Linked DNA regions of Homo sapiens: region 2 is linked to region 1. The links are chromatin loops, found by intact Hi-C in ENCODE. Cell type or tissue: mammary epithelial cell. All regions are shown on one strand.

Region 1 (8,000 bases):
TGGTAAAGGGATCAATTCAACAAGAAGAGCTAACTATCCTAAATATATATGCACCCAATACAGGAGCACCAAGATTCATAAAGCAAGTCCTGAGTGACCTACAAAGAGACTTAGACTCCCACACATTAATAATGGGAGACTTTAACACCCCACTGTCAACATTAGACAGATCAACGAGACAGAAAGTCAACAAGGATACCCAGGAATTGAACTCAGCTCTGCACCAAGCGGACCTAATAGACATCTACAGAACTCTCCACCCCAAATCAACAGAATATACATTTTTTTCAGCACCACACCACACCTATTCCAAAATTGACCACATACTGGGAAGTAAAGCTCTCCTCAGCAAATGTAAAAGAACAGAAATTATAACAAACTATCTCTCAGACCACAGTGCAATCAAACTAGAACTCAGGATTAAGAATCTCACTCAAAACCACTCAACTACGTGGAAACTGAACAACCTGCTCCTGAATGACTACTGGGTACATAACGAAATGAAGGCAGAAATAAAGATGTTCTTTGAAACCAATGAGAACAAAGACACAACATACCAGAATCTCTGGGACGCATTCAAAGCAGTGTGTAGAGGGAAATTTGTAGCACTAAATGCCCACAAGAGAAAGCAGGAAAGATCCAAAATTGACACCCTAACATCACAATTAAAAGAACTAGAAAAGCAAGAGCAAACACATTCAAAAGCTAGCAGAAGGCAAGAAATAACTAAAATCAGAGCAGAACTGAAGGAAATAGAGACACAAAAAACCGTTCAAAAAATTAATGAATCCAGGAGCTGGTTTTTTGAAAGGAGCAACAAAATTTACAGACCGCTATCAAGACTAATAAAGAAAAAAAGAGAGAAGAATCAAATAGACACAATAAAAAATGATAAAGGGGATACCACCACTGATCCCACAGAAATACAAACTACCATCAGAGAATACTACAAACACCTCTATGCAAATAAACTAGAAAATCTAGAAGAAATGGATAAATTCCTCGACACATACACTCTCCCAAGACTAAACCAGGAAGAAATTGAATCTCTGAATAGACCAATAACAGGAACTGAAATTGTGACAATAATCAATAGTTTACCAACCAAAAAGAGTCCAGGACCAGATGGATTCACAGCCGAATTCTACCAGAGGTACAAGGAGGAACTGGTACCATTCCTTCTGAAACTATTCCAATCAATAGAAAAAGAGGGAATCCTTCCTAACTCATTTTATGAGGCCAGCATCATCCTGATAGCAAAGCCGGGCAGAGACACAACCAAAAAAGAGAATTTTAGACCAATATCCTTGATGAACATTGATGCAAAAATCCTCAATAAAATACTGGCAAAACGAATCCAGCAGCACATCAAAAAGCTTATCCACCATGATCAAGTGGGCTTCATTCCTGGAATGCAAGGCTGGTTCAATATACGCAAATAAATAAATGTAATCCAGCATATAAACAGAGCCAAAGACAAAAACCACATGATTATCTCAATAGATGCAGAAAAAGCCTTTGACAAAATTCAACAACCCTTCATGCTAAAAACTCTCAATAAATTAGGTATTGATGGGAGGTATTTCAAAATAAGAGCTATCTACGACAAACTCACAGCCAATATCATACTGAATGGGCAAAAACTGGAAGCATTCCCTTCGAAAACTGGCACAAGACAGGGATGCCCTCTCTCACCACTCCTATTCAACATAGTGTTGGAAGTTCTGGCCAGGGCAATTAGGCAGGAGAAGGAAATAAAGGGTATTCAATTAGGAAAAGAGGAAGTCAAATTGTCCCTGTTTGCAGACGACATGATTGTATATCTAGAAAACCCCATTGTCTCAGCCCAAAATCTCCTTAAGCTGATAAGCAACTTCAGCAAAGTCTCAGGATACAAAATCAATGTACAAAAATCACAAGCATTCTTATACACCAACAACAGACAAACAGAGAGCAAAATCATGAGTGAACTCCCATTCACAATTGCTTCAAAGAGAATAAAATACCTAGGAATCCAACTTACAAGGGATGTGAAGGACCTCTTCAAGGAGAACTACAAACCACTGCTCAAGGAAATAAAAGAGGATACAAACAAATGGAAGAACATTCCATGCTCATGGGTAGGAAGAATCAATATCGTGAACATGACCATACTGGCCAAGGTAACGTACAGATTCAATGCCATCCCCATCAAGCTACCAATGACTTTCTTCACAGAATTGGAAAAAACTACTTTAAAGTTCATATGGAACCAAAAAAGAGCCCGCATCGCCAAGGCAATCCTAAGCCAAAAGAACAAAGCTGGAGGCATCACGCTACCTGACTTCAAACTATATTACAAGGCTACAGTAACCAAAACAGCATGGTACTGGTACCAAAACAGAGATATAGATCAATGGAACAAAACGGAGCCCTCAGAAATAACGCCGCATATCTACAACTATCTGATCTTTGACAAACCTGAGAAAAACAAGCAATGGGGAAAGGATTCCCTATTTAATAAATGGTGCTGGGAAAACTGGCTAGCCATATGTACAAAGCTGAAACTGGATCCCTTCCTTACACCTTATACAAAAATCAATTCAAGATGGATTAAGGACTTAAACGTTAGACCTAAAACCATAAAAACCCTAGAAGAAAACCTAGGCATTACCATTCAGGACATAGGCATGGGCAAGGACTTCATGTCCAAAACACCAAAAGCAATGGCAACAAAAGACAAAATTGACAAATGGGATCTAATTAAACTAAAGAGCTTCTGCACAGCAAAAGAAACTACCATCAGAGTGAACAGGCAACCTACAAAATGGGAGAAAATTTTCGCAACCTACTCATCTGACAAAGGGCTAATATCCAGAATCTACAATGAACTCAAACAAATTTACAAGAAAAAAATAAACAACCCCATCGAAAAGTGGGCAAAGGACATGAACAGACACTTCTCAAAAGAAGACATTTATGCAGCCAAAAAACACATGAAAAAATGCTCATCATCACTGGCCATCAGAGAAATGCAAATCAAAACCACAGTGAGATACCATCTCACACCAGTTAGAATGGCAATCATTAAAAAGTCAGGAAACAACAGGTGCTGGAGAGGATGTGGAGAAATAGGAACACTTTTACACTGTTGGTGGGACTGTAAACTAGTTCAACCATTGTGGAAGTCAGTGTGGCGATTCCTCAGGGATCTAGAACTAGAAATACCATTTGACCCAGCCATCCCATTACTGGGTATATACCCAAAGGACTATAAATCATGCTGCTATAAAGACACATGCACACGTATGTTTATTGCGGCATTATTCACAATAGCAAAGACTTGGAACCAACCCAAATGTCCAACAATGATAGACTGGATTAAGTAAATGTGGCACATATATAGCATGGAATACTATGCAGCCATAAAAAGTGATGAGTTCATGTCCTTTGTAGGGACATGGATGAAATTGGAAATCATCATTCTCAGTAAACTATCGCAAGAACAAAAAACCAAACACTGCATATTCTCACTCATAGGTGGGAATTGAACAATGAGATCACATGGACACAGGAAGGGGAATATCACACTCTGGGGACTGTGGTGGGGTGGGGGCAGGGGGGAGGGATAGCATTGGGAGATATACCTAATGCTAGATGATGAGTTAGTGGGTGCAGCGCACCAGCATGGCACATGTATACATATGTAACTAACCTGCACAATGTGCACATGTACCCTAAAACTTAAAGTATAATAATTGAAAAAAAAAAAACAAACCCAAACCTGCACATTTCTGGACCAGAACCTAGATCAACCAAGTCACCATTTCCACAGCAGGAGCAAGTTTGTACCAAACCATCCCATCTCCCAAATTGTTTTAGCACATAATTAAAAGGCAGGTACATATTAGATCAGAATTAAAGTAAGTCTCTTGCCTCTTGATGAACCAGGGAAATATCTGGAAAAGTTACAAGATATTGGCCATTTAAAGGATTAAATTCAGTACCTAAATCCCTTTTTTAATTACAGAAAAGGGCCAGATTTCAGATAAAACACAACACGCTACAAGGGAAATCCCTTACTGTCCCCTATTCCAAAGCTGGGAAAGCTGCCTGTCTTCCATTTGTTTAGGTATCTAGGGAAAATATCACATTGAATCCAAAAGGTAATTTTAACCTTTTTATTTTCCTACAGTATTGGAACAAGAATAAATTGAATCTCTCTGTCTGAAAAGAGCCAGCTGTGTAAGTTTACTCCCTTTCATAGTCACCAGATCTTAGTAATAATGAAAAAATGTTGCATGGAAATGATTCTAAAATAATTTCTATTCCAGGTATGAAAACACTGCCTGTCTTCTATAACAGGCTGGCTGTTATTTACGGAAGATGGAACTTTCAAGTAGTATCCTCAGGTAGGTAATTCAAACGGCAGAAACTATTCCACATTCTGCGGTCTATAATTACAAAAGAGAGTTTCATCTTCAAACATTTCACACATATTAGTCATGGAACTTTTAATGCCTCTGGATTTTTGATGGATTACTCAATGATGGTTCAGGTTTTGCAGAAGTCTCTGGGGAATTTTAAAACTCTGAACTTAAAAAAATGTAAGTTCTAATAATGAGAAAATACCAATATGTGAGTGGCATGTAAAGGAAACTAGGCTTTCTTTTCCTGCAAATAATGCTTTACATTCTGCTTCTCAGTGACCATAATTAATCTCTTTTCCAGTCAACACAGATTTTCATTGGTTATGAAATAAGAATACATTTTGTTTGAATATACAATATAATTGTCATAAACATTTTTTCCCTTTAAAATGTCATTTATGGAGTCTTTCTTTTTTTTAATTTCACTTTTTTAGAGACAAAGTCTCACCCTGTCACCCAGGCTACAGTGCAGTGGCACAATCATAGCTCACTGTAACCTCAAACTTCTGGGCTCAAGCGATCCTCCTGCCTTAGCCTCCTGAATAGCTAGACCTCAGGAGCATGCCATCATGTCTGGCTAATTTTTTATTTTCATTTTTTGGGTATGTTTTCAGCAGTGATCCACTACTCCTGGTACCAATTTACTGTATTAGTCTGTTTTCATGCTGCTATGAAGAAATACCCAAGACTGGGTAATTTATAAAGAAAAGAGGTTTAATTGACTCGTAGTTCCGCATAGCTGTGAAGGCCTCAGGAAACTGACAATCATGGCAGAAAGCACCTCTTCGCAGGGCAGCAGGAGGGAGGATGAGTGCTGAGAAAAGGGGGAAGCCCCTTATAAAACCATCAGATCTCATGAGAAGTCACTATCATGAGAACAGCATAGAGGAAACTGCCACCATGATTCAATTATCTCCACCTGGTCTCGCTCTTAACACATGGGAATTATTACAATTTGAGGTGAGATTTGGGTGGGAACACAGAGCCAAACCATATCAGATGGGGTCTCGCTATGTTGCTCAGGTTGGTCTTGAACTCCTGGCCTCAAGTGATCCTCTGGCCTTGGCCTCTCAAAGCATTGAGATTACAGGTGTGAGCCACCATGCTCAGTATACAGTGTTTTTATGCTAGCTTCAATCTAGAACTATTAAAGTTTCAAATATAACCTGAACTATAGACATTAAGTTTTATTTCTTTAGTATAACATGGAAAGAAAACATTGGATCTTGACATGATACCCACAATAGCATTCAAAGAGTAGTAATTTGGTTGCCTGGATCTTACTTATGAGGGCTCGTCTATTAAAAGTTCTAGAAAAGTTTCAATCCATATGGCAGGATCTTCCATAATACAGCACTGCTTTGTTGGAAACTTTCTACAGAAGTTTTTCAGGTCATTTTGATTCAAAACTAGGCTCATTCATTGTTGCCATACTCCATGTTTCAAGCAAAACATTCCTTCTCAATCCCTCACAACCTTATTGAGTTCCTTCATCCTTCTGAACCATTGTTCCTAACAGTCTTCTCTTTAAATATTCATTCTACCCTGTCTTGTAACTACGAAACTGTACAAACTCTGTGTACCGCCTACATGTGAAAACTAATCCTCTATCACTCAGTTTTACTTCCCAAGTTTCTACTCAACAGGTTTATTTTTCTCTTTTTGTTTCAAAATCATCTACTATGAAAAAAGCACACAAAGAATGCATTTGTTTTGTAATCTGCACTTGGTGAGACCTCACCTTTCCTCGCTTTGCTTTACCCAGCATATTGAAACAGTAAGTGTGACAGCCAATCAACCATTTACTTTTCTCCAGGGGTTCATGTGATGTTCCTGAAACTGACCCTTCTGAGAACTCTTCTTGTTAAAATATAACACATCCTGGTACAAATCCTGGAAGATTACTCTCATGCATTAAAGTGCCATTTTCTTCCCCTTTCATCTCTGAGGATCTCACCTGCTTGAATGTTGTAATATGATTCCCACCTCACACCTTTGCAGGTTATTTTCTCACTTGGAATTCTATGGGGACACTAACACTGGAATAAGGGAAAAGATAAAATATATTCAGTGCCTGTATTTTCCAGAGCGACTCCCTGACAATGCCAGCCTCCTTCCAACTGTACATACTGAAAGGAGTTCCACAGCTGTTTCTAAAATTTAAGCCTCCTGGCCTCAGCTCTGCAAATATGCACTCCTTAACACTTGTGCAGAATGGTTACAATCTTGTTTCGAACTTGAGCTAATAGTTGTTAACGTTTGTGCAAACCAGCAAGCCTTGCTTTTCCTTCCATTTAACCTGCAGATTATTGCAACTGCAAGCAGGATAGGATTTCATCCACAAACATATTCAACAGTATATTAGAAATGTACATGTTTAACACTATGCTGCATTAGATTGTGAGTTGTTTTGATGGCAAGAAATACATACATCTCATTCTTGTTTGCGTCCTGGAAGTTTTTTGCATGTCTGGCGCATAGTAGGCACTTAATACATCTCTGTTGTGAGGGACAAGATGTGATCACTGCCTTACACGGGCACAGAGTCACAAACTCTGATACACAAGAGTCCCCATAAATGTAGGAGAGGTCACTGGGGATGGGGAACTCCAACTGGTCTGGCTAAGGGTTAGAAGACAGGGGTTCAAGACCTAGTTCTGTCATAAGTTAGCTGTGCAACTTTGCACAAGTTGGTTAGCCTCTCCAAGTCTCAGTTTCTTCTTCTACAGACTGGTATGGGGGACAATCATGCTTGTCACCTTTATAATGAGGCCATGTTTGTGAAAGTTCTTTGTAAATTATAAAGGTGTCTATAACACTGCAACATGATTGAGCCACAGTTACTAAGAGAACTTCCAAAGGTAGTAATGTCTAATGGTCTCTCTCCTTTAGCCATTCATTTGATAAAAATGTTTTCATCTCCTCTTCGGCTCCATGCTAGTCGTGGGAATGAAATGGTGAGCCAAAAGATACATAGTCCCTTTCTTCATAAACCCCACAGTCTCACAGAAGACACAGATATACACTGAACAAATACACAAATAAATGTCAGGTAGGAATGTTGGTAATAACTACATTACCCAAAACGGAGGTTCTAAGTGTGTGCTGATGGTTTTAAATAAATATTAATAATACAAATATTATATTATTATGTCATATTAATAATATAAATACATAGAAATGTTACACATATATAACACACAAATAATTCACATTATTTTTTTTCATTAAAATTTAACTCTAGGAGAGAGACAGAAAGCTGAGAAAAGGAGAGAGAGAGAGGAAGGAGAGACTGATTTTAAAAGTACCTGTAACTTGTCCGTCAATAAGATAGTCTGAGGAGAGTCTATGACTCTGCTCTTCCCTCACGCACTGCCTGGCAGACTTCCTGCCTTTCAATGCCATTCTGAAGGTGATTCCTAATATTTAAAGAGACACGGTCTCATTCTGTCACCCAGACTGGAGTGCAGTGTCATGATCATAGCTCACTGCAGCCTCAAACTCCTGGGCTCAAATGATCCTTCTGCCCCAGCCTCCCAAGTATCTGGGACTACAGGCATGTGCCACTGTGTCCAGCTAATTCTTAAAGTT
Region 2 (8,000 bases), 70 kb after region 1:
AAGCAATCTCAGAGAACGATGAGGGATGGCTCTTGCCTGTTTCGCTTAAATTGGGGGAAAACAGGGATGGTGACTGAAAATATATTTCCAACAGGAAGAAGAAAGCAAAGCTGCAATACACTGTCTAGTGAAGAAAGTGGGCATGCCACACCCCATTGCAAAGAGTATCTCCTACATATGGAATTCCTTATTTCCAATCTGAAGAACTAATCCTAATTTTTTCTTCCTCTAACTATACTAAGGTAAAATACAACACAAGCCTAGTTTGTCAGCCAAGAGGCATGAGCAAAGTCTGCATGTGTGCAAGAGGGATGGCCTTGGCAACAGCTTGGAAGTGGGGCTGCAGGGTATTTCCCCAGTTCAGGTTTCTCACTTTGCTGGACACAAACCGAAATCTCTTCACCTTTAATTCCAAGGGAGATTTCATAATGATATTACTTTCAGATTTGGTGAAATTCTCAATGCCCCTTAGAAGTTCATTTCTACTCAGCAAGACTCTCATTTGTGTTTAGTGAGCTTTCCCTCTAATTACCATCAGCAGTTTTACCTACTTACATACTTACCTAAAGCCCTACTCAACCCTACCCTAGTTACTCTCAGCAAATGGGAAAATTGAAGACATGTGCATTCTCTGACTTATCCCCCACACCTGTGACGCATCTACTTCCTCATGTAGGCTAGTTTCCTCCCCTCTAGTCAGAGAAAGATGTATTCTATTCCATCTCAAGCTAATTCTTTGTGATGCCACTCGGCATATTCCCTCTCAACCCCCGGACCTCACTTTAACAATTACTCTTTTCCTTTCCCATATGATAACCTCTTCTGGTAACTTGTCAAGGCCAACAGACATAAACATCTCTTGCATCATTTAAGGAAAACTCTTTCCTTAGTTCAATGTCTCCCTTTAGTTATTACCTAAGTGAATATTTCACCGCTACTTCTTTATTCCTAACTTAGTGATTCACTGAAATCCAACTTCCACTCCACCTTGCTGAAGTCAATAGTCACTTCCTAATTCCTAAATCCAATTAACTCAGGTCTCATTTTTGCTTCTCCTTTTTCGTATTCTCTTCATCTTGAAACTCTTTCCATCTCTGACATCACTCTCCTAAATCTTCCTTACCTTCCTGGTTTGTTTTTTCTTTTGCTGATTCTTTTTCTGCATGATCCTTAAATGTTGTTACTTCAGGGACTCTGTCCTTAGCCTTCTTTAATGTCTACAGATGATCAGGTGATTTAATCCATTTCAGTATTCCAACTACCACCTGGAAGATGCTAATAACTTGAAAAAATTGTCTTCAGTTCATATCTGTCTTCAGAAACCCAAATATATGTGTCTCATACATTCCTAACAACATAGTTATATCAGATCAACATATGAATAACTGAATCATTGTCTGCCAACCTAAAGTCTTTGGTGTATATACTGTTTTAAATGCTGTGAAATATTATAAATATAGTGACTGATTCTACTGCTAAGTATCATATACTTAAATCCCTCTGATGCTAGTAAAAAGAAGAAAAGGAAAAATCACCCAATAATTTCAATGCATATGTCTTGCTTTTGCCATAAAATATGCTTGGAGGTTAAATTTGGGAAAGTAAAAATGCCAGTGTATTAGTTATTTATTGATGAATAACAATAATACCACAAACTAGCAGCTTAAAAGAACACATATGTATTGTGGGCCAGGAGTTTGGCACTACTATACCTAGTCCTCTGATAGGGTCTTACAAGGCTGAAATGAAGGTGTTGGCAGGGTGTGGTCTCATCAGAGGTTTGACTGGGGAAGGATTCACTTATAAGCTTAATCCAGTTGTTGGGAGAACTTAATTCTTGGCAGTGTTTTGTTGGCTGTTGGCAGAGGCCACATTCAGTCACTAGAAGCTGCCAGAAGTCTCTTGCTATGCAGGTCCCCCAACAGGGCTGCATACTTTCTGAAAGCCATCAAGCAAAGGAGAAACTCCAGAAGGATGGGTGCTGACATCTTATTTTCATGTTACTGCATATGTGTCATCATGAATATTCCATCCCCTTTGCCATATTGTACTGGTTATGCAAGTTACAGGTCCTGCCTACTTGCAAGAGGAATGTCCCACGCAAGGGTGTGAACACCAGGAGACAAGAATTGGAGGCCACTTTAAGAGTGTCTCTGCCACAACCAATATATCTTCCCTTTATATATAGGCTTCATAAATATTTTAAATTTTGATTGACTTCAAAGTGTCTCTTCTCTAGTTAATGAATACATGAATACATGGAGGTGTCTGGATGGCTGCTGACAATGCTCTTCAATGGATCCAAAGAATCCACTCTGTAACATAGAAGCTTGAGTTTTCATATGTTAGATTTATTTCAAGGTACCTACATAAAGTAACAGGAAACTGCCATAATGCGAAGAAAAAAATTCCTGACTTGCCATCCATTTCAGAATCATTCTCCCAAAAAGCCTACTAGAGAGTAATGAAATTAATATATTTGAGTTTTGCTCCTTTCCTTCCACCTGTTCTGGAGAGAGGAAGAAAGTGAGGAGAAGGAAATTAAACTAATAAACCATCAAAAATGTTCACCATGTCAGTCTACAATTGCTACTATTGCTCCTAGAAAAATACAGGTTATTCACGAAACTGCTACTTAAAAACTGCATTACTTCTTTGATAATTCTACCTACTGAGTGAAGGTGCACATGACCAGTGGGTTTATTTACTTATTCAACAAACATTTGAAGAGTATGCACTCTATGCCAGATACTGTTCTAAATGATTTAGACATATAAACTATCCTCATAACAATATTTTGAGTTAGGTACTATCACTATCTTGATTTTACAAGATGATAAGACAAAGAATGAAAGACAGATTTAGTAAATTGCCAAAGACCACAAAACGAGTAGGGGGAAGGATCAGGATTTGAAGTGAAGCAATGTGCCTCCAGTCTATGCTGTGCCTCACTCTATACTTGGACTTTCAAATAGCAAAATAATGCAAGCCACAAACACAAGCTACATCTATTTTTCAAATTTTATCTTGTAATCCCACAAAAATATGAAAACAACCAAGTGTAATTAATTTTTCAATTTTTATTTTTTTGTAGAGATGAGGTATCATTATGTTGCCTAGGCTGATCTTGAACTCCTGGGTTCAAGTGATTCTTCCACCTTGACCTCCCAAAGGGCTGGGATTACAGGCATGAGCCCCTACTCCTGGCCCCAGTTTTAATAATATCTTATTAAATTCAAACTACAAAAATATTATTTCTACATATAATCAATCTAAAAATTATTGAGATGATGAACAGGTTTTAATATATAAATCTTCAAGACCTGTTATGTATTTTACAGTGACAGCACCTCTCAATTCAGACCTAGCACACTGCAGTGTTAACAGCCACATGTGGCTAGCAGCTATCGTAATGCACAGGATAGCTCTATACCATGCATCTCTGCTACACTATGATCCAAGTAGCAAAGCTCCAGATGCAGTTTTTTTCTTCTTCTTAGAGATGGGGTCTCACTTTATTGCCCAGGCTGCAGTGCAGAGGCATGATCATAGCTCACTGCAGCCTCAAACTCCTCAGTTCAAGGAATCCTCCTGTCTCAGCCTCCCAAGTAGATGGGACTACGGGCATGCAACACAATGCCCTTCTATTTTTTAATGTTTTATAGTAACAGGTCTCACGGTCTCGGCCAGGTTGGTCTCCAACTTCTAGGCTCAAGCCATCCTCCTGCCTCGGCCTCTCAAAATGCTGGGACCAGAGGTGTGAGTCCCTGCACCTGGACATCTAGAGGCAGTATTTTAGTTTACTTTTTTTTAATATGAGGGGAGATTTGATTTGTTTTCCCAACCTGAAACTTGAAAGGATGTGAATTGGAGAAACAAGACTAATGAATTATTTCATGAGATTGTAACTCACTGAAGCCAGGGATTATTTCTATCATCTCACCACTATGTTCTCTGTGCCAAAACAGCAAGTATTCAACAAATATTTTTGAAAGAAAGTAAGGCTTGAAGGAAGCTGGCCTCCGTATTTTAACAATCAATTCCATGTATTAATGGCTCAATATGCTAAGATGGTGACATTGGGCTCACTTAATTGAATCCATTAAATGTTACCTTGTGCTGGACTCTATGGTAAGCAGCAAGCCCTGGAGGAAATGCAGATGACAGGCCCGGATCTTGTCCTTAAAGTGCACATAAGGGAGACAGACACTTTAACTTTGCAGTGTAGGTGTGGAACAGAACCTAAACAGCCTTGGAAGTGATTAATCAGCTTCAGGCAGAGGGGTGGGGATAGTAGGGTGAGGGTGGCAAGAAGCCACATTCTAAAGAGCAAAGGTGACAGATGATGAGGCTAGGCAGGAGTAGACATGCCCATTTGCAAAATAAGGCACCCTTCTCACTTATTGTAGCTGTCCAAATACGTACCCAACTCATTTTTTGGGATGGACTCACTCATCTGATGTAAATGAAATGGCATGGAAACTAAAATCAGAATCCTTAATGTTTCCAAACAACTCTGAAACCTAAGTAAGGCAATGGAGCCAATGTGCTACCTTTATTGCTATGAAATTGGGAAAAGAACCCCTACTGAATTACGTATATTAAGGACTTGTGACACAGCTGATATGGCACAAATAATCACAAGTGTTTCCTTTTATTAAAAGCCACACTTCCAAAAGCACAATTTTGGTGCAGCACACCGTAATGAATATGGCTATAATACATCACATTGCATTAAAAATCAATGAAGGATGAAAATACAAGTGCAGTATTCAAAACAATTCAGATTAGGATAAAGCTGTCGACCTTTATGTTCTATTCCCTGGTCTTAGAAGAGAAAAGAGAGAGAAACAATAGAGGTGGTAGTAAAATGTGAAACTATATTTCACCCTGACTGGCACTGGAAGTCCCACAATGCAAACTGTTGAGTAACAGCAAAGTAACATGAAGTCTATCTGGGGGTTCCCTCCCAACCATGTACTCCCAGATTGTCCCCATCAAGCTCCATTTTCCTCCAATAAATCACACATTGAGAAGATCACCACTTTCCATTTTGAACCTGAAATTAGGCCCTACAACATGTGGTTACTCTTCTGGAAAGCAGCATTAATAATGGCATGCACAATTATATCAGAATAAAAAATAAATGACTTTAACAGATTTGTGAACAACCTTATGGATAAACTCATCAATCAAATTTAAATGCTTGAATAATGCAATAATGCCACTTATTAGACAAGCCTAAAGAGAATAGATACATTTTATTGTTGCCAAGAGTAACAAAATGCAATAGAGGTCACTGGGGACCCTACAAATAAGGAAAAAAAGAAAAGACCTCATGTCCCATTAAAACAAAAGGGACAAGCACAAAGAAAAAACCCAGAGGCTTAATTAAAATTATAAGTCTACTAAAACACACAAATTGAATGTGCTATAGTTCTCTGCCACTCAGAAGAAAGAATTATTTATTTTCCCCAGGGGCTACTTTTTCTTAACATGCCTCTCTTCATTTTTTTCAAGATATCACTATCAGGCCTTTGCTAACTCTTTGTCCCTTTCCCAATAGTGATAAAGGAAACAGTTTCACTTTGCTTTTTCTCTTCTTACTAGAGTTTTGAATTACAGCTACTTCTCTCTTCCTCTGTATCTTTCTCTCTCTTCATCGCCTCACTATCCTCCAATACAGCACTATTAGTGTTGAGAAATATCAATATAGCCAATGTTGAGGAAATAATGGTACATTCCTAAAATATATTTTATATATTCATGAAAATATTTTTTAGAACTCTGAATAACAAGGAAAAACAAAAGCAATACAATATTAAAAATGCAAAAGCCAAATATGAAATTATGTACTAGGTGTTATTTGAAGGTGTTAAAATATATACATAATTTAAAAACTTGTATACAGTAAAAGGACATCATAAATCAAAAGACAAATAACAAATTGGGAAAATATTTGCAATACCTGACAGACATGAAGTGTATATTTATAATATAAAGTAAACCTTTACAAAGCAATTTTAAATAAGATGAAAATCACAATTTAAAAATGAGCAGTTCACAAAAGAAATAAAATGGTAAATGAATATCTGAAAAGATGTTTGATTGTACTATTAATGAAAAATTACCAGTAAAAATGGCCCATCATCTTTACCTAACAAATGAGGTTAATATTTCATTTTTCTCCTAGAAAATTAGAGAAATATTAGTAATACTGATAAAGGTATGGAGAATCCATCTTTTCCTGTATTGCTAGTGACAGCATACGTCCTCACAACCTTTCTTTTGGCAGTCCTGAAATACTTATCAAAATTGAACCACTAATTCCTCTTCTAGAAATTTATATCAAGGAGCTATTAGGTTAAGCACAAGAATGCATGTACAAGGAGCTTCACTGAAGCATTATTTCAGAGAAGAGAAACCTAGAAACAACCTACATACTCATAAATGAAGGATTAGCTGCGTACATTCTAGAACATCTATCTGTCCATTTAAAGAAATTCTCTGCAACAATTAAAATACTTTTTTTAATATTTCTTGATAATAGAAAGATCTCTCTGAAATTCAACTGAATAAAAGAGCCAGATGCAAGGCATGATATAGAGAGTGACCCCTACATAAATTACAGAGATACCTGTGTGTGTAGGTATGAATAAAGAGATGACCAAGTGGTCACCAATAGATTAGCAATGGTTGCCGCTGGGTGATAGTTGAGTTTTCTAAATAAGCATGCTATTTTAACTTTTGCAAAAGATTTATATGCAAAGATAAAAGTGATTCACACTTGATAGTGGAATTATAAGTGACTTCTCTTTTAGAGCATTCATTACTTTTTAAAATTTGCTTTGTACTTTATAAATTTTGTATTACTTTGCTTTATTTCATAACAAGAAAAATAAAACTACAAGGAAGAGAAGAGCCATGGAATTGCTGGTGCCTACTTCTTCTGATCCTGCGAGGCAGATCCATTTGCTCAGTTTTCCCACAAGTGTTTCAGCTGGAGTGGGAGGCACGGAGCTGTCAGAGTTCTGCGAACTTGGCCAGGTTTCTGTAACCAGAGAGCCCATCAAATCTGCATGTGGTACCTAAAGAGCTGCATGTGGGTTGAAAGTCCTGGTTTCAGTGTTGCTGGCTTATGGATCAAAATGTCCTTCTAGGTCCTAGCCATCTCTTCTAGAGAGTTTTATCACTAGTTACCTTTTAAAATATTGCCTCTCTAATGTTGAGAAATGCAAAACAGAGTCTTTGAAAAGGAAATTTGTATTTCCTACAGTTCAAGAGATGGAAGAAATGTTTATATTTACTAATGAAACACCTGAAAAAATTAGAATCTCGGTTTTTATTTGTATATATATATATTTAAAACATTATCATCCATTATGGAATGTATCCTGTAGGACACACATATCTTCTTATCGCTTCTCTTCACGAAGTATCAAATATTTGCCTTGGATGGCTGCACCTAATGATGGAGGCTTTGAAACTCCTGAAGGCATTTCCATGAGAGCCTCTGTCATTTGAAATTTTAAAGCAAAGAACTCACTCTTTTTAATCTGAACTAATTTCAGTGCAGTGATGACTAAAGGAAGGAAAATGGACTCAGCTCTGGTCCTCTCAGCCCTATCATCTTCAAGATTGAGTGACTCTGATGGTAATAATAAACTATGTCTTTGGCTTTGAATTGACAAGTTCAAATAGATTGCTTTAAGAAAACCAGGTGATACAGTTTGGATATTTGTGCCCTCCAAATCTCATGTTGAAATGTGACCTCCAGTACTGGAGGTGAGGCCTGCTGGGAGGCATTGGATCGTGGGGGCAGATCCCTCATGAGTGGCTTAACACCATCCTCTTGGTGATGAGTGAATTCTTGCTGTTAGTTCATGAGACTGATCTGGTTGTTTAAAAGAGTGTAGGTAGCACCTTCCCCCTCCCTCACTCTTGCTTCTGCTCTTGCCGTGTGATGCCCTGGCTCCCCCTTCACCTTCCATCATGATTGT

The links. Peaks named below come from ENCODE experiments on the same cell type or tissue, not always from the same donor. Only the 100,000 strongest peaks of a DNase experiment are listed, where the experiment ranks them.
Region 2: a loop joins it to region 1, with 4 times the contacts of the local background. A loop is called at or near these places in 1 of 110 quality-filtered maps.

Annotation. Positions count from the first base shown.
Region 1 is chr1:76,995,238-77,003,237 of GRCh38, reverse strand. All of the region lies in intron 2 of ST6GALNAC5 (ST6 N-acetylgalactosaminide alpha-2,6-sialyltransferase 5), which reads right to left. Among named protein-coding and RNA genes, the nearest start is that of MIR7156, 61 kb to the left of the region's middle. RefSeq lists an enhancer at 3,871-5,070. In mammary epithelial cell, no CTCF peak of the experiment used is centred here; a DNase peak (open chromatin) is centred at 4,407; H3K4me3 peaks cover 814 bases; H3K27ac peaks cover 3,927 bases.
Region 2 is chr1:76,925,038-76,933,037 of GRCh38, reverse strand. All of the region lies in intron 2 of ST6GALNAC5 (ST6 N-acetylgalactosaminide alpha-2,6-sialyltransferase 5), which reads right to left. Among named protein-coding and RNA genes, the nearest start is that of ST6GALNAC5, 62 kb to the right of the region's middle. In mammary epithelial cell, no CTCF peak of the experiment used is centred here; a DNase peak (open chromatin) is centred at 4,327.